Regions from separate parts of the Homo sapiens genome. Here regions 1 and 3 are each linked to region 2. Evidence: chromatin loops called from intact Hi-C (ENCODE). Cell type or tissue: ascending aorta. All regions are shown on one strand. Links, peaks and the distances in the headings refer to the core of each region. The heading gives the core; the rest is flanking DNA.

Region 1 (6,360 bases), core at 483-5,482, 270 kb before region 2:
AAGGTGAATGAAATGGTAACTATCTTCAAAAAAGAGCCCTCAATCTCAGTGAAAGTATGAGCAAAGGTATAAAAGGTGCTAAGATAAAATGTGCCCGATGCTGGTTAATTTTATGGTTTCACTTGCGTATAGGAAAGTCATGGGTGATTGAGCTTAAAAATGAGCTTACGTGACTAATCAAGAGAAGACCATGATACGGCAGTTATAGAGAACAGAAATGGTTTGTCAACACTGAACTTTGAGGATGTGAACTTAGTGATGGTCAGCAGGATAGATTAGTGTATCCTAGCTGGCCTCTCTGCTTCCAGCCTCTTTAGATACTCTAATGATCATTTAACACAGAGGCTAGCTAGGAAGTTGATAGATTATATTACTGCTCAAACATTCCAAGGGAATAGTATACATCCCTAATCCAATAACCTCAGGCTGGGATGTGTCACTTACTTTAGACAATAAAATGGGAATACATAGTATATGCACCACTTTCAAGCAAAATTTTAAGAGCCATTTTATGGTTCTATAATACGCTCTTTTCTTTTTGCCCCAATGTCCCGATCAGGGCTGTTCCTTCAGTCGGGGTCCCAGAATGATTATACTTTGGAGCAGAGCTGCAGTCAACTCATAATAGACAAACGGCAGCATCAAGAAATAACTCTCTTGTTTTAGCAAGTGATACCAATTTGGAGATTGTTTGTTAGCGCAGCGTAACATCCTAAGTTCACTGATATGGGAAGCTAGTGCACCTTGAAGGTGAACACAATAAGGTCTTAGGCTAAACATAAGAAGTGATATTGGATAGAAAAGGGCAGAGATAATAAAAATCACAACAACGAGAAATCGACATCACTTAGTATTTATGTGTCCAGCAGTATGTTAATCACATCTCATTTAATCGTCTCAAAGGCAGAACTCAAACACATATCTAACACCACAGTATGTGCTCTGAATTTTCCCAGTAACCAACAAAGCTTGGTGATTTTTCGTGCATGTGTAGTAAGATTAACTCAGCAAATCTAGGTGGCTCAAGCCCTGCACATGCCCAAGAAAAACCTCTCTTCAAGACTGAACTTAGGCCAGCTCCTGAGAGTAAGCCTTGAGCCACAGGTATATTCTGCCTGGTAAGAGTGTTGTATGCCTCAGGCCTTGGAGCATGTGGTACCAGTTTGATCAGATAGTTTATGCTAACAATGTGATGCATGATGGCTGCCTGTTCCTTCTCTGAGGAGCTGAAGTCTGAGTAGCTGAGGTAAGTCATACAGGTGCTGCATGACTATGTGGCTGGCCTCCATTAAAAACATCAAAGCTCAAGTGTTTCCCTGGTTGACAACACTTTGCATATGTCACACGGTATTGCTTGCAGAATTAAGTGCATCTGTGCAATTCTACTGGAAAAAAACTTTTAGAAGCTTGCACCTAATTTCTCCTGGACTTTTCCCCACATATCTTTTGCTTTTCAGATTTTAGTCTGTATTCTTTCACTAAGTAAAACATAATTGTGACTATAACAACTTTTCTGAGTCCCATGCATCCTTTTAGCAAGTCTGAGGGTGGCCTTGGGAACCCCTGATACAGTAGTGTACATGAGACAGGTTAATGTCAAAGATGACACCAAATTTCCAAGGCCAGGTGATTCAGAAAATGGTAGTTTAGTGAACAGATACGGGAAAGTCAGAAGGAACTGGTGAGCTGGGAGGGTGGGTAAAGAAAGAAGCCGAGGAAGCAAGTGGAGGATGGAAGGTAAATTTGGTAGCTGACATTCAATTTGACTTCCATATCCAGGTAGGAACATCCAATGGGCAATAGAAAATGTACAACTGGAATCTGTGATGAAAGCCCAGAATGGGAATATAGTTAATGGTTAAAACCATGAGAATGAATAAGGCACTGAGGAAAAGATTAGAGAAAAAAACAGCAAGGAGTTGAACACAAACTGTGAAGGATGAAACTTGGCTGTCTACATATGAAAAAACAATGAGAAGGAAAACAAATTTTACCTATTTTCAATTCATCATGAAAGATTCTGTTTAATTTTATATATTAAGCTAGTTATACTGTATACTTTTCACAGGAAATATTTGCTAAAGAGTTTTTTCTTGATACTAAATAACATTTTAAAATCAGCTGTATTTATTTCCTCATTGAAGCCTCATTTTAAGGGCATTTAGAAGTTTGTCTTATGAGCAAAATATTCAGATGTAATTATGATAAGCATTGAAATATATATATATTTATATATGAAATAGTTTGGAGTTATTTCCAAATAAACTGGGGCAGAGAAAAGCCCCAGTCATTCCTGATGCTACTTCATGTATCTATGTGGCTAACACCAGGTCTATTTCTATATGTTTATTTGCGGTTTTAGCTACCCCAAAAATTAGGGTCAAAAGAAAGATAACAATAAAGTCAGTCAAGGTCCTATGGGGTTTCATTTCACTTAACACATTTCTATTTTTCTGCATTTTCTTTAAATGGCAAACAGAGCTAGACACCAAGAGCATCGGACTCAACTCAAGCCACTCACTTTTGTTTCTGCTTCCTCCAGAGGTGATTTTTTAAAAATATTCTCATGTGCTTTTAGACTTTTATTCTTCTATGGAAGAACATGTTTGATCATTTCAGAAACTCCTTTAAATAATGTTGCTGTCAAAATCAGAGTTTCTGGCTGACTTCCCCCATTTCACCGGAAGAGGCAGCCCCCCAAGTTTATGACCTCAGGTACTTCTTACTGAAGTTTTAGAAAATACTGGATCTGCCTTCACTTTTCGTTTTCATTTTCTTAGCCCTACTCTTTTGTGTGAGAGAATACATGTTTATGGCTATCTTTCAAAGAGATTTATGAATTGGTTCTAGGGCTGCATATGAGACAGTGAGCGCTAGGGAAGTCAGTTCTACAGCCAGTTGCACCCTGCTACACTTCCTTCAATGAAGAGTTCCAGTCCATCATCTTAGGGTCAAGTTGTTGAGAAAGTCTTCAAAGTGTAACATTCAAACTAGTGTCTCAAAAGCTCCCCCATGTGTGCGCATGAAAAATAACTCATCAAGGGAAAGTTTCACTGGAGTACATGCAGAATAAGAACAGGGACCAATTTTCAGATCTAAAAAATGTAAGATACAAGAAAACACCACATTCTATAATTATCATTTTATTTACATGTGTCATGTTTAACATCTAAAAGAATAATTAGGTGGGCTGTTTTGTACAGATTATAACATTAGCAAATGAAATGAATGCACTAAAAACAATTATTTTTCTGTAAAAGGTATGAAAAAACAGGGCAAAAAAATGAAAAACACTTGGAATTTTTCCAACCATAAGTATACTCAAAAAAGAAATGATAAGCCCTCTGAATATAGTAACTGATTTATGTTTTAGCCCAAGAAATGAATTCTATGAAAATAAACCAACCAAAACATTAGTTGTACTTTCCAGAAAGCAATTGCCTAATGGAAATGCCTTCCATTTCTCCTTTTAGCCCATTTATCTTTCCCTTAGGGGAAAACACACTACAGCTAAGACTACTGTGTAAATCAGCTACTTCCAAGCAAAAGGTGTGCTTCCCAGAATATTAAAACTAAGGCTGGCTTGAAAGATGTTCTATTCTAACCTCCCTCTTTTATAGGTGAAGAATGTGAACTCAGAGAGGTGAATGGACTTGTCCCAGTTCAGAGAGTTGGCGGAAAATTTGAGAGCAGAACCCTAATCTGTTTTATAGTTCAATCATTATCACTTTATACTATTCTGCCTCCCAGTTTTTAGTAATAGTAACAAATTATAAATAGAAAAAATACTAACAAATATTTCTAACGCTAAAATGTGCTGATCATTTACTCTGTGCCATTTAAAATGCCTTTAAATACATTATATGAATTAGCTCATTTGGTACTAAGAATTAACTTCTGAAAAAAAGTTGTATTCTCTCCATTTTACAGATGAGGAAATCAAGGCACAGAGAAGCACAGTACCTACCCAGGGATCTTAAAGAGTAAGTGTTGAAGCTACTGTAATAGCTAAGCAGTCTAACTCTACAGACCAGATTCTTAACCACAAATAACTAAATAGTATAAAGAAAATAGAATTGTTATTCAAAATTCAAAGGGGCATCAGCTATGGTATTAAATCTTATCTTTTGGCAACATAAAATTGAAACCTGTGATAATTCAAACAGAAATAGGGACCAACTTGAAACTAAAAAACAGCAACTAGCTTAAAAGAAAAACCCTTACCTAATTAGGTGAACAAACTTGAAGCTTTCCAAGTACTGAACTTCATACAAATCATACAAATAGAGGGGCAGCATTTTTCAGTATGGTAACGCAAATCATGCCACCCTATAATTAGAAATTATTCTTACCTATTCATTAAAGCAATCCCTGTCCTAGGCAATTATTGGTTAGCCTAGTTTTCAAGTAATAAAACTAAATGTCTTAAGTGGAGGTAATCTCTACTACTTTTCTAATTGATCCAAATTAGTATGAACTTCTTAAATAAACAATGACCACTCAACTTCCAAATCCAATGGGAGCCTGAAGTCTGACCTTGCCAAGCCTCTCTGCAGTCTTTGACTCTGTTTGCTTCCTCTCTCCTCCTGACATGATTTCCTTTCTTGGCTTCTACGACATCACTCCCCTGGCCCTTGCCTGGTGCTACAGATCACTCCTTCACTGTAGCAAGTTCCTCCTCATCTATTTGATTGTTAAAGGTTGGTACTCCCAGAAGTTTGTTTCTGTTGGGTTCTTCCTACTCCCCATCCCCACACTCAGCTTGAGTGACCACAGCCACACCCACTTCTTCTACTACTACTCAGGGGCTGATGCTCAGCTTCCAAACTGGGGTGTCGCAACTAGTCCTCTTCCCCAATGCCTACACTGTCCATGGAAATACCTCAAATTCAGCATAATCAAATCCAAATCCCACACATTTCACCAAAAATCCTATTCCTCTTCTTGTATTCCTTATTTTGCTTAATGGATCCCACCAGTCAACAAACCTAAACCTTGAATCATCGAAAAGTCCTTCCCTGTCTCCCAGAATACATACAGCTTGGCCATAATTGCAACGAACTGTGCTTTCTAAATTGAACCAGAGTCTTCCACTCTCTCTTGCATTCTCATGAAAATCATCCAGACTCCGCCTTCATTGCCACTGTTCCTCCACAAGCCAAAAACCTGTCCCAGATTGGATTCCACCAGAAGTAGAGCCTGAGCTAAGAATTTAAGCATGAGTAGTTTTTCGAGAAGGGATTCCAGGAAGCAAAATGTAGGAGGGTATGGAAGAATGGCAAGTATGGGAAGGAACAATACTGGTGTGTAAATGACCAGACAACTGCTGTGATCAGGTGAGACTCAATGTCACCGGGAACCTCCAAGATATTATACAAAACCTGCTGCAGACTCATCCTCACCAGGGGTGAAGAATCTGAGCTATTCATGCATCATTGTCTGAGCGATGCTCTCAAGGATGTTAACTTCTGGTGCTTTGGGCCTGCCTCATTACAGTCTTGCAAACTTGTAGTCTCTGAGACTTGTAGCTGTTGTCTTGTACAGTAACAGTGACTGCCAAGGGAATATGAGAGGGGCACTGGCAACACTTGCCACAGAAACCTTCCAAGGCTCTCATAAAATCCAAGTGCCTCTGGTGCAGCCTGCAAGTCATTCCATGACCTGTGTCCTACTTTCTTCTCCAGCATCATTTCTCAGTCTTTCTGGTCTAATATTTATGTGCTATAATCCTATCAACCTACTAACGGTCCCCAAGTCCATAATGCTATTGCCACCTCTGTTTTGTACTTACTACTCCCCCTTCTCAGAATGTCCACCTCTGTCTCCCAATCCTATTTTCATCTACCTGGAATACACCAACTTTTTAGGAAGATACAGCTCTCAGATCTCTTTCTCTCTCAAGAGCCTTCCCTCAATTCCTTGTACCCTAGCTGGGCACTTCCACCTGTGCCACTGCCCTGCCTTCTGTCTCTCTCATCAAATTGCACAGTAGTTGTTTGTGCACATGGCTACACCAGGCTGCCAGAGTGTGAATTCCCAACAAGAAAGGACTCTGCATAATTTGTCTCTGTTTCCCCAGCACCAAGCCCAATGCAAAAAAAAGAGGAAAAATTAAATAATAATAATTCCTGAGTTATATATTATACAAAATAAATAATAAATCTGTAATTAAAATGGCAAACAACAGCCAGACCAAGGAAACTTTGGAAAAAAATATATAGTAATTTTCCCTTTAGTACGTGCTTTAAAAAAAAATGACTAATTAGGAATTTTGCTTTCTCTACCTATGAGCTATAAATCAATTTTTTTCACTCTGCTTCAGCTTCTCAAGCTGTGTGCCTCTTTATTAGCAGTGATTTC
Region 2 (6,360 bases), core at 575-5,574:
AAAACAGCTGCCATATACAATTGACTCTTTGTATTTATGGGTTCTGCATCTATGGATTCAACCAACCACAGATTGAAAATATTCAGAGGAAAAAAATGGATGGTTGCATCTGTACTGAACATGTAGCATTTTCTTCTTCTTGTTATTCCCTGAACGAGGTGTCCTCAACCCACAGGCCACAGACTGGTATCAGTCCATAGCCTATAAGGAACCAGGCTGCACAGGAGGAGGTAAGCGTTGGGCAAGTGAGTGAAGCTTCATCTGTATTTACAGCAGCTCCCTGTTGTTCACATACTGCCTGAGTTCTACCTCCTGTCAGATCGGCCGCATTAGATTCTCATAGGAGCGTGAACCCTTTTGTGAACTGTGCATCTGGGGGATCTAAGTTGTGTGCTCCTTATGAGAATCTAATGCCTGATGATCTGTCATTGTCTCCCATCATCCCCAGATGGGACCATCTAGTTACAGGAAAACAAGCTCAGGGCTCCCACTGATTCTATATTATGGTGAGTAGCATAATTATCTCATTATATATTAAAATGTAATAATAATATAAATAAAATGCACAATAAATGTAATGCACTTGAATCATCCCGAAACCACCCCCACCCCCACCCCAGCAGCCCTGGTCCATGGAGAAATTGTCTTCCATGAAACCCATCGCTGGTGCCAAAAAGGTTGGGGACTGCTGCCCTAAACAATACAGTACAACAACTATTTACATGCAAGAGTGAAAAACTGCAAGAGTCATTCTTTCCTTGTTACTGGTCTCCCAGCTGTTGGCAGGTACAATTTTGTTTTAAAGTACCTTTAAATTATTGTTCATAAAGGACCACAGAAAGACCAAGCCTAGGAGTTCATGGATGATTCTCCCTGCTGCCAGCCCTTCCATCTTTCAGTCATGGCACTTACCATCACAACTGGCCTCACTGGGATGTTCTCTTGTGAAGTGCCTGGTGGGAGATCATTCCATTCTGGAAATTTAATAACATCCTTTTGGTTTGGGGGCTTCTTTGGATATGGTTTCAGGGGTGAAGAAGGAGGAAATCTAAAACCCAAGAAGAAATTCTCTATTACTGCAGTCAGTGGGAGACACAGATATTTTAACAATAGTCTCCACTTTGGTGTATCTGAAAATTTATACAATAATTTGTACAATATTTATACAATAATTACATAAATTTTAATTTTTTAAACTGCTCTATACCATACCTGATAAAGAAAAGAAAGGTGATTGAATACATATTTTTTATCAGATAATATTTTTCTGCAGTCTTGTTAGAAAAGGATACAATGCATTACATTGCACTGCAAAAGCAATGTAAGAACTCTAGTTCTTAATGTTGACATAAAAGGCAGCGGGTTGTTGACTTTTATTTTGACTTTTTATTTACTTAAGCCAAAAAAACAGCTTAAAAATCTTACCCATGTTATCCACAGAAAAAAATCATACAAATAACTAAAGACCTTATCTCAAAGCAAATGCAGAAATAAAGAATTATAAAATGTCTATAGTGTTCAAGGGAAGTTTATATGAAGGTGAATCTGGAGACTCACCAACGAGAGTACTGAAGGAAACAGAATGTGTCACCTCAAAACATTCCTCTTTGACATAATTTTTTGGGGCTAAAGGCCATTTGAAGCAAATATGGAAAAGTGCTTTGTCTTTCCTCTGTTTGCCTAAGAGCAGAGTATTATTAATATAAATACAAAAAGTCTATCTTTCCCTCTTTCCTGCCTCAAAACAGTAGGTAAATTCTCCTTTACAACCTTTATCAGCTTAGAGACTACACCAGAGGCATCTAAGCAGACTTCATTAGTTTCCCCATAAATTTACCTTCCCACACCTTCCTGCCTTTGGAAGCCTTAAACTGCTTTCATGTGTCCTGACGCTTCTCTAAAATTTATTGCTCTTTGTTGAAGACCATATAAGCTGGGACTCTAAGGCACTGCATCTAGTTATTTTTCTCCCACGGGATGTGCACTGCACACATTAACAAACTTGCTTGTTTTTCTCTTGTTAATCTGTCTTTTCTTGCAGGAATATGTCCCAAGTATGAACTTCTGAAGGTTGAGGAAAACTATGATTTCTCATCTTCAAATAGAGAAACATTTCAAAAACAGTCGCAATAGATTTGAAAAGGAATGACAAGTGGAGAAAAGTTGCATTTCATCTTTTCTGAAAAGAATATCCAATAACTATTTTAAACATCAGTTTTGGGTCAGTTAAAAAAAGAGAGTTCTGGAAATCAGTAAATTAAGTTAAAGATAGTTTAAAGTTTGGTAATCAAGTTACCAAGGCAGGTGTTCCCAAAAGATTCCAAAATATAAACTAAATGAATCTCTATAGCCAAAGCATCTTTCTTTATAAATAAAGGGTGGCTTATAAAAGTCCAATTTTATTTCCTACAAGTCAACAATCCCAACAAATGCCCATTTCCAGACAAAGTACAGCATTTATGCATATGTATGTGCACATATGCTCACATACAGGTAGGATATTGAATGTAATTGCCGGAGTTCACAGATCACCCACTTCTCAGTTCATTCAAAACTAAACGCAATCCCTACTCCCATCCCACCACTAATGCCCTCTGTTTATTCTCCCACTTCATTCCCTCGACTATGGCATAAAAATTTTTGGACCTGAATTCCAGGCTTTCTCACAAACTCTCTATGTGTCTTTTGGAAAGTATAAGTCTCTCTAAATAATAATTTATTTATTTGTCAAATGAAGGAATTAAATTGGATGACCCATAAATTTTCTCCTAAGTTCAAAAAGATGCTTCTTATATTCCCATAACCAGAAAAAAGTAGTATCTTCCAAAGACCAAAACAGAATTTGTTACATGCAAAACTGTGACTGAAGAAATACCAGGAAATCACCTTTTTCCTCCACACTAAGAAGATGAGATCTTTGCTGTCAGTAATATCTGCAGTTACCAATAGAAGGTGTGCTATCTATTTTCACAGCAGTCTGACAACTTTGTCTGAGAAAAAATGCAGAAGAGCTCCCTCCAGTGGAGTACTTCTATTTCGGGCATTGAAAGTTAGCAATTTAATCCTAATATTTTAATAATGTAATATTTCACCTGTTAAAGATGATCCAGTTCAAATGCCACATTTTTCACTCAGAGAAATTAAGGCTCAAAAGAGGAAAGCAACTAATTTAAAAGCCTCACAACTGGCCAAGAGAACAAACCATCTTACACAAAGGATTTGCAAGCCTTTTATTAAGAAAATTATAAAATTTTTACACAAAAAAAAGACAGTGTGCCCCCCTAAAAAGAAAGAAAACTATAAAATTTTATTGAAAGACATTAAAGAAGAACTAAATTGATAGCTATATTATGCTGGTGAATAAGATTCTTTCTTAAACTCAGGTTCAAGCAATCCTCCTGTCCTTCTGTTTCAGCCTCCCAAGTAGCTGGGATTACAAGTAGTTGCCACTGTGCGCAGCTTGGTGAATAAGATTCCATATCATACAATGTTAATTTTCCCCCATGAAGATACATAGTTACAAAGAAAATTTAATAAAAATATTAATATAAAAATTTTTATGAAACATCATAAACTTATTCCAAACCAGGCACGGTGGCTTACACTTGTAGTCCCAGCTACTCGGGAAGCTGAGATGAGAGGATCACTTGAAGCCAGGAGTTCAAGACCAGCCTGGGCAATAAAGCAAGACCCCCATCTCTAAAGTAAAAAAATAAGAAACATGATCAACTGATTCTAAAATTTATATGAAAATGCAAAGGCCCAAAAATAAGACATTCTTAAAGAAGAAAAACAAAGTGAGGTGACTTGTCCTATCAGATATCAAGGCTAACATAATACGGCAATACTGATGGCAGAGACCATAGTTCCTCAAGCTCCGCACTGTTGACATTTAGGGCCGGATAGTTCTTTGTTGTGGGGAGCTGTCCTGTGCACTGGGGGATGCTGCTAAGTGCAAAGCATCCCTGGCCTCTACTCACTGGATGTTAGTAGCACCCTACACACAACACACACACCTGTTGTGACAACAAAACATTTCTCCAGACATTGCCAAATGTCTTCCGCAAAATGGCCCCCAGTTGCGAATCATGGGCCTAAACAAAGACAATTCAAAACAAATACACACTACTCTTTAGAAACATGATTTATGATAGAGCAGACATTACAGATCAGTGGGAAAGTATGGACTGTTCAATAAATAGTACTGAGCCAACTGGTTATCCATTTGGGAAAAATGAAATTGCATCCCGGTTCAGCCTGCCATATTTCCAAAGGTGTTTACAATCATACCTCCTAACCATATGCTCTTTTGCAATATGATCTTGCCACTACTGTATCAAGAGGCAGAATGTCTTTCTCTACCCTCTTCAAGTCTAGGTGAGCCCTGTCTAACTGCTTTGATAAATACAATAAGGAAGAAGCACTAGCCTAACTGGCTAGAACTCTCTTCCTGCCTCTTGAAACTCTCACTCTTGTATAACTCATTATTATGAAGCTCCCTCTTGGAAACCAGCCATCTTATAAGAAGTATGACTACCGTGAGCCCACCATGTTGTCAAATACCTAAGCAACAGGAAGAGGCCCTAGAAGATGAGATACTGCAAGGAAATAAACTGAGGTAAAGGAGCACCAAAATTCCAGATCTGCAAATAAACAAATATTCCTGGAGGTGGATTCTCTAGCCTCAGCAGCCGCAGCTGATGCCCACCTAAGCAACCTTCCAAAATTCCTGATCCACACAATTATGTAAAAACTACAATGGGCCGGCACAGTGGCTCACACCTGTAATCCCAGCACTTTGGGAGACCAGGGTGGGTGGATTGTCTGAGGTCAGGAATTCGAGACCAGCCTGGCCAACATCGTGAAATCTCGTCTCTACTAAAAATACAAAAATTAGCCGTGCATGGTGGCGTGTGCCTGTAATTCCAGCTACTCGGAAGGCAAAGACAGGAGAATTGCCTGAACCCAGGAGGCGGAGGTTGCAGTGAGCTGAAATTGCACCACTGCACCACTTCAGACTGGGCAACAGAGAGAGACTCCACCTAAAAAAAAAACAAAAAAAACAAAAAAAAAACTAAAAAAAACTACAATGGTTATTTTAATCCAGTAAGTTTGACATAGTTTTATTACACAACAGATAACTAGAAAAGAAATGTGTGGTATCTGCAACAGGATCGGGCAGTGAAATGGATGCATGAAGGGCCTCAGATGGACTTCTTAATAGAGGTTGAAAGAACAGTAAGGAAGTTGTTGTGAAACAGTATGGAAGGTGGAGAAAAAAATCTGTGTTGCACAGTGGCATAAATTTCAGTACAACTGTCACCTGTGGTAATAGGGAAACTAGAAAAGGTGGATCTGGTGAACAAATTTCCCAGGATGAATGATGAAAATGACAACTGGTTTCTTTTATAACAGCTGCAATAACCAGGTGTGGATTGTGCCAATTTAAGAATGATGAGGTGGATAAATTTGAAAAGAAGAGCTTTATTTCTCATAAAGGGTTTCAGCCTGTATGCTGGCCATCCCACAGGATGGGAAACAAAGCCTCCAACAGCAGCTGAGAGCAAGCACTTTGAGGGAGGGGTAAAGGGAACAGGAATTTATGCTGAGTGAGGTAGCCAAATATGCATATTTAATAAGCTAAAGGAAGAGTCATGAATATTTATGAAAGAAGAAATATGCACATGTGCAATTGCGCTTCATGCACCTTTCATGGGTTGCATGTTCAAAAAATGGTGGCATTAGCATGATCTGAAAATGGAGTTTTCAGCCCACTGATGTCAAAAGATGAAGCAGAGGACACAAAACCATCACCGTGTATCCTCCACCAGTCAGCCAAAACCGGTCTGGAGATGGTGGTCAGTTTTTAGCAAGGGATGTATTGTGAAATTGCAAAAAAAGTAGGAAGAGTCCAGTCACAGCCTCAGATGATTGGCTTAAGATGATAAAGCAATGAGTCATCTGTTTCTTGTTCTCCAGAGCTGGTTTCTGTTTATTTCTTAGGAAAGAAATCTGGTTAAAGGTTACTAAGGAAGGGACATACTGAGGCTTGTCCAACCCCCTATCCCATCATGGCTAGGAACTCAGTTTATAAGGTTTCTTTTTTGTAGAATCCTTTTTATTTATTTATTATTTCAATAAGTCTTGAGGGACAGGTGGTGTTTGGTTACATGAATAAGTTCTTCAGTGATGATTTCTGAGATTTTGGTGCACCCATCACCCGAGCAGTGTATACTGTAACCAATGTATAGTCTTTTATCCCTCATCACCCTCCCACCCATTCCCCAAGTCCCTAAAGTCTATCATATCATTCTTATGCCTTTGCATCCTCATAGCTTAGCTCCCACTTATAAGTGAGGA
Region 3 (6,360 bases), core at 606-5,605, 110 kb before region 2:
ATCTTTATTATCCTTTCTGAGTTTCGTTGTTTTAGATGCATCTCACATATTACAAATAATTTGATTTCCCTTTTTTGTAAATTTGAGTCAATAGGTGAATTAGACAATTTAAACTTTTTATGGTAATATGTTGAAATGTTGTACTCTCATTTATGTTAGGATTCCTTTCTCTTACTTTTGATATTCCACTACATAGTCTATTTTGTTATCATGCCAACTTAATTTTTCACTCTTATTTTTTATTTTTGCCTGGATTCTAAAATTTTTCATTGGCCTTGAGGGCCAGTATGTTTACTTGGATACCTCTCAATGTTGATCATTCTGTATCAATTTTTTCTGAGCTACAGTATGCCCTTTCCATTTGTAGATTCAAGTCTTATTTTATTTCTAAAGAGTTTTACTGAGTAATATCTCCAGACTTCTTCTTAAAAGATACAAATAATGCATATGTTGCAATTCTTTTGTTTTCTGTATCTTTCATGTTCTCTCTAGTTCACTCTAACTTTGTTCATTTCTGGTTATTTTGCTTATATCTTTTGTTTATGTGTCTTAATGTTGCCCTCCTATTCCTCACTGTGATGTCAGCAGTGTTTCTTCTTAGTGTTTATTACAGTATGCTTGCATTTCCATGGTAGCTTTATTTTTCTCTTCTGCTTCCTTCCTGACCTTCAGAAGTTCTTGTTTCATTTCCTCCTGTGGTGGTGCTAGTATTTCCCCTGATCTCTCAATTGCTCTGCTTCCAGCCTCTTCATTGTTTCATTAAATTCATTGTTCATAGACATTTATTTTGTCATAATTTTCTACTTAATGGCAACTTGTTATTGGTGAGGATTCTTTATGTTCCCCTGTCCTCTTCCTCCTTTTGTCTTGTAAGTTATTTGTATAGATCCTGTGCTAGTTGCCTTTTTGTTACTCATCTTTAAATGAAGTGTGTTCTTCCTGATGTTGGAAGTGATCCAGGGTCTTGTTGAGAAGGGGATGAGCAGTTCCAGGCTAGCAAGAATTCTCCCTGGTTCAGGGACAAACTCATGATGACAAGACTATATGTGCGGGTTGTTTGAATTTTTACCTCTCTCCAGCCAACAGGCATTGGCAGCTACAGAGCAGGAGGCAATTCAGCCTCTCTCCTCCACCCTGCCTCACTAGGACACAGACTGATTGCAGCATTTCTGCACATTTTCTGCAGTTCTGCTTGCTCCACTTTCCTGTGAGGTCAAATGCGGTAAAGGGATGCTCCAACCCTACCCTCCATGTACCTGCCTTTCCTGTGATTCCGAAGAAGGGGTGGTTGGTTTTGCCCTCAAAGTGCCATCTACTTAAGAAAACAGTTTCCTGCCAGCTTTATCTGAGACCTGTGTTCCCAAGCACTCCCTCCAGGAGCCTTTGTGCACCCATATTTGATCTTCACTGCATTGAGAGCCTCTCCAAATATTATCTTTTGGGAGTTAGTCTTCAAGGTTTATCAAATATGAAATTCATATTTCTGTCCCTGTTTTCTGGCAAATTCTAAGGAGAAGGGTAGAAGACATATCTTTTGTCTGACCTTTTAAATGGAAATCCCAATATTTACAAGAGGTAAAAGGAATTTTGAAGTAAACATAAAGAGCAGCCTTAAAGTTGGGAAATGTCCTATCAGGGGAACATATATCCTGCCAATTAGTCATGGAAGAAGGTAGAACAATTACTTGACCTTTGCTTCAGTGGTTAGGGACCAGAAGAGCACCATGCAGACTATGTTCTTGCTGTGTATAACTGTTCCCTCCCTGTGAAACTTATTTCCCCCAACCCCTGCTTTCCGTTATGTTTGTCCTTTAGAATCTTTGGTACCAGCAGCATCAGCATCACATGGCAGCTTATTAGAGATGCAGAATTTTAGGCTCCTCCCCAAGCCCCAGAAGCAGCACAGGAATCTGCATTTAACAAGATCCCCAGATATTCATATGCACATAAAATTTGGGAAGCACCACTGTGGATCTCAGTTCAAGCACCAATTTGCTTCACTGATCAATCACATCAGGTTCCTGTTACGCATACTCATAAAATGATCCTTCAGAGCTCTCGCTCTGTAGCTGTGCATTTATTATGATAATTTTTTTCCTATTCCTGTGTATCTCTCTCACTAAACTAGTGTCAGGCTCTATGGCTTATCCCACAACCAATCAATAAATATTTGCCAAATGACTAAATGGATGTGCAAAATTCATATTTGTATCTGAGTATTTTTAAAGCCAGTTGGCACTGCCCATTCTCCTGCTAGTGGTCTCCCTGCCTCAGACTCATCCATGACTGCATCAGCCTTGGACTCCTCAGCCCAGCTCTCAGACTGGCCCTTCCAGAAGTGAGTGAGTAAATGAAGGAAAAAATGACATTGCTGAAAAATCCAAGAAATTTCATCATTCAGACCGCAGTTCCTCAACATCTCACATATCTGTAAATGCCACAGAGAGATTGTTTCCTGAGTGCTATTTTGGAAAATATAATCACGATTTTTGTGTGGGAAGAAAAGACACTCCCCACAGACATCAGAGCAGACACATCCCCCCAGCCCTAGTCCACAGAGGGTATATTGCAGGAAAGTCTTACTGAAAGAAAGAGGGGCTACAACAGGGCTGGATGGGTGCTGAAGATGCTGAACTCAGGCAATGGAATTGCTTTTGTCAGTTGCCCTCACCAGGTGTGGCTGTATGACTGAAATTGCCAGTCTCCCCTGCTGGTGGTAGGGACTGTTTTGATTAACCAAGTAGAAGGTGACGGTTTAAAACTAGTTTCCCAATTTGGGTAATTAAACCTCTGCTAAATATAGTAGGTTTAAAATGAATGTTCACAACATTGAAACAGAACATGCTAATTCTAAAAATACAGACTCCCTTGCTGTGAAAGACCTCTCAGGGGAGAACCGACATTGAAGCAAAACAATGATTTCATCCCTCCCGCCCACCATCCCCCAGCCTGTGAACCAATTTGTTTGAAGAGATGAGGCTCACCACACTACAGCAAAGGAACCAGAGCTGTTACCAGACACTAAGGAAACTAATCACAGAAAGTCAAAGGAAGAAAGGTTACAAGGCTGAAATTTCTTTTTGTGGGATCCTGTCCTGCACCAAAACAGGCCAACCAGCACTTCTTATGTCTACTCCATACAAGGTATATAAAACTCAAGTTAGTGGGGAAAGGAATTTTCATTAAGTCACTTAGAAATGAGAGACATGCAAATGAGAGAAACTGACTTTCTTTGAAGAAAGTGTAAACTTTCTAGGAAGCCTCTTTCCTGAATAATTAAATCACAGAGAACCTTGACTCTCTGTGGACTCAAAAGCAATTACACCCAGTTCTTAAACAGAGCTGTTCCCTCATCATAAAATCCCCTGTGCATTTCCCTCTGTATAACAACAAATGGTCCACAAACCTCCTTCAAAGAGTTGTCCTCACTTGGTGACTCCACTTCTCTCCCTGTTCTCTTTTATCTCATTCCAACCACAGAAAAAGCTTGTATTGAGGTCACATGCCTTCATGTTGCTCAATCCAGTGGTCAGTCCTTTCATATCAGCAGCATGTGACAAGACTAATGACTCCCTGCCTGAAAAATCTTCCCTTTTCATTCATTTGGCGTTTAGCCTACCATCCCCTCTTCTTTGTACTCTGACCTCAGTAGGGACGACTTTGCTGGAAAAGAAATTTAGAATTTGATTATGTGTGACCTAATCTCCAGTACCCATGTATTCTATTTTTGAAAGACTTGAATTTTCAATTATATTTGTAACAAAACCGTGTATGTGGAAATGATGGAATAACAGCCTCTTTTTTTCCAAGATGATATGTGCATCTTCAGACCTTTATACAGATGAGCTCTTTACCTCCATCTTCTAAAACTATTAATTAATCCAGAGAAGTGTGTTGCTATAAAATATTCTGTGAAGCATTTTCACTTATTTTTCTTTTCTTTCAAAGAAAACAATATGGCCCAGTTCCTGGCTTTTGAAGAACTAGAGAAAATCATCATCATTGGTGCCTCCAAGGCTCTTTGGTTGGTTCTGCAATCATAGGAACCCTTACCTGGTCTCCTGAGACATTCTCCTCTCTCCACACCATAGTACAACACCACCCACACACCTGATGGCAGAGCTTTTAGGTGAGCTTCTCCATCTTCTGGCTTAGAGTTACCCAGGAATAAAGAATAGCTCCTGTAGCTCTGAATCCTTCAAATCCCCCGATTGGCCCTTAACTGACTTCCTTAGTGAATCTGCAGACTTTTGGATGGGAGACAAATATGCACAAACTATACCTACAATTCAATGTAGGACAAAGGCTACCTGGTACAATATTAATATGTGCCTGCATTGGAGATTTTGGAATCTTAGGACTTAAAGAAGGGTCTAATTCGATTACCTCAGTTCCAGATGAGAAAATGAAGGCCCAGAAAAGCAAGTGATTTGCCTAAGATCTCACAGTGACCAGTGAAGGACCAGAGCTGGACTAGGCTCTCCCGTCAGCAGTTAGGGCTCTTCCCAGTGTCCTTCCTCTTCCACATGCTACTTGCCCTTCACTTTATAGAGTCCTATCTTCTGCAGGGAAATGCATTGATACAGTCCCCTGTGCTTTGATCTTGGTGTTACAGTTACATCTCTAGAGGATTCTTATATAGCATAGTATGTTTCACAGTTGGTCATCATTGGAACTCTCTGTTTTTCTGTGCTCTTGCCTGGACTTCTTTCAAAAGGAATCCATTCATTAACAAATCTTTCAGAAAAAAAAATGTCTGCAGCATTATCAGAAGTTAATCATTTAAATCTAAAGGAGAGAGTAAAAGGTTAGGTATAGTGGATTAAAGAGTTCTTTTTTCGAATGGGCACGGTGGCTCACGCCTGTAATCCCAGCATTTTGGGAGGCTGCGGTGGGTGGATCATCTGAGGTCAGGAGTTCGAGACCAGCCTGACTAACATGGTGAAAGCCTGTCTCTACTGAAAAATGCAAAAATTAGCCGGGCGTGGTGGTGCACGCCTGTAATCCCAGCCACTCGGGAGGCTGAGGCAGGAGAATTGCCTGAACCCGGGAGGCAGAGGTTGCAGTGAGCTGAGATTGTGCCATTGCACTCCAGGCTGGGCAACAAGAGTGAAACTCCGTCACAGAAAAAAAAAAAAAAAGAGTTCTTTTTTCCAGCTGAAGATAGTCAAGCGGGTTATTTTCTACTGTCTTCCTCGGAAAGGTGAGCATTCATTTGTTTCTCTGGCACATTAACATTCTCAACTAAGGTCAGTTGACTGGTTAGAACTACAGGTCTGATTTTCTTCGAGAGAACCCTCAAGATTTCTGATTTTACTTTCTTCCAAAGGAAATGTGTATTTTTTCTTCAAGTAATGATATTCAGGGGTATATTCCCCCTAAGTAATAGGTTAGCAAATTCTGTGAGCTTCAGGACTGAAGACTAATTCTTTTGCAATGCTGAGGTGGGCCTTCCAGCCCCAGACCTGGCCACACCCATCATAAAGATTTTTACTGATGTAATTAATAATTTGTATATGTATGAATTCTTTGGATTATTTCTGCTTTCTCAAGGGATATGTCACATTTATTTCCTCATACTCCCAGACCTGGCATAGAATAGTTAGTCGGTAAACATTTCTTGTGTTAAATTGTTGACTTTTCTTCACTTTTTATGGAACTTAATCTTCTGGCTCAAATCATACTGGCTTAATCATACTGTTCCATACTATACGTGTAGAGTAGATAAAGGCAGAAGGCAGGGCCTATTTATGCTTTTGAAACAAATGTAGTGAGCATGAATTTGTTTCACAATCCACAGGTACATGAAATAACACATTTCTTTACCTTTTACATATCTAATTCCAACTGAAGGAGCCTCTCCCATTCGAGTTGACAGAAAACCCAATCTCAGTCATTCTCTGGCCACCATCTACCCCACCCACCAACATAAGAAGGCTGAGGCTTGTGAAATCTATTTATGGAAGGGCCGCTGGTGTGTCCCACAATCTTTAATCACAGAACCTTGAAATACATTGTCCACCCCAACCTGATTTATTCCATGGTGGGTGACGCTGTTGCTCACTGAATAACAGACTCCACTGGAGTCTTTGCTCTGCGTCTCAAAGTCACTGTATTTATCTACAGGTACCACATTCAGGGATCTTAGCACTCCAACATCCTCCATGATTCAACTTCTCCCCTTCAACTTTCTAGTCCTCCCTAAACATCAATCCAGTGAAGTAGCTCCAGAAGCACAGATCTAGGTAACAAAAGCATCTCCTGGCACAAGGGACACTCAGACTTCTGCACAAAACCATCTAGCTACCCTTCAGTTGATGTGGATGGAGAATAAAAACAGAAAAAAAAAAGAGAAAATAT

The links. Hi-C counts contacts between places; a loop is a spot of excess contacts. Peaks named below come from ENCODE experiments on the same cell type or tissue, not always from the same donor. Only the 100,000 strongest peaks of a DNase experiment are listed, where the experiment ranks them.
Region 1: it touches region 2 in a loop (2.5-fold over the local background); 7 of 110 quality-filtered maps call a loop at or near these places.
Region 3: it touches region 2 in a loop (2.4-fold over the local background); 2 of 110 quality-filtered maps call a loop at or near these places.

The regions. Positions count from the first base shown.
Region 1 is chr5:60,379,962-60,386,321 of GRCh38, forward strand. It overlaps a transcript of PDE4D not described here. Among named protein-coding and RNA genes, the nearest start is that of PART1, 100 kb to the right of the region's middle. RefSeq lists an enhancer at 1-36. In ascending aorta, for the core only: a CTCF peak has its summit at 3,014; no DNase peak of the experiment used is centred there; H3K27ac peaks cover 4,908 bases.
Region 2 is chr5:60,646,486-60,652,845 of GRCh38, forward strand. DEPDC1B (DEP domain containing 1B) reads right to left here. Exons shown (of 11, transcript NM_018369.3): 3 at 913-1,048. Among named protein-coding and RNA genes, the nearest start is that of DEPDC1B, 50 kb to the right of the region's middle. RefSeq lists a silencer at 5,617-5,911. In ascending aorta, for the core only: a CTCF peak has its summit at 3,002 (motif pointing left); no DNase peak of the experiment used is centred there.
Region 3 is chr5:60,538,702-60,545,061 of GRCh38, forward strand. The region is part of intron 3 of PART1 (prostate androgen-regulated transcript 1); the gene reads left to right. Among named protein-coding and RNA genes, the nearest start is that of PART1, 54 kb to the left of the region's middle. In ascending aorta, for the core only: no CTCF peak of the experiment used is centred there; DNase peaks (open chromatin) are centred at 2,290 and 2,940; H3K27ac peaks cover 5,000 bases.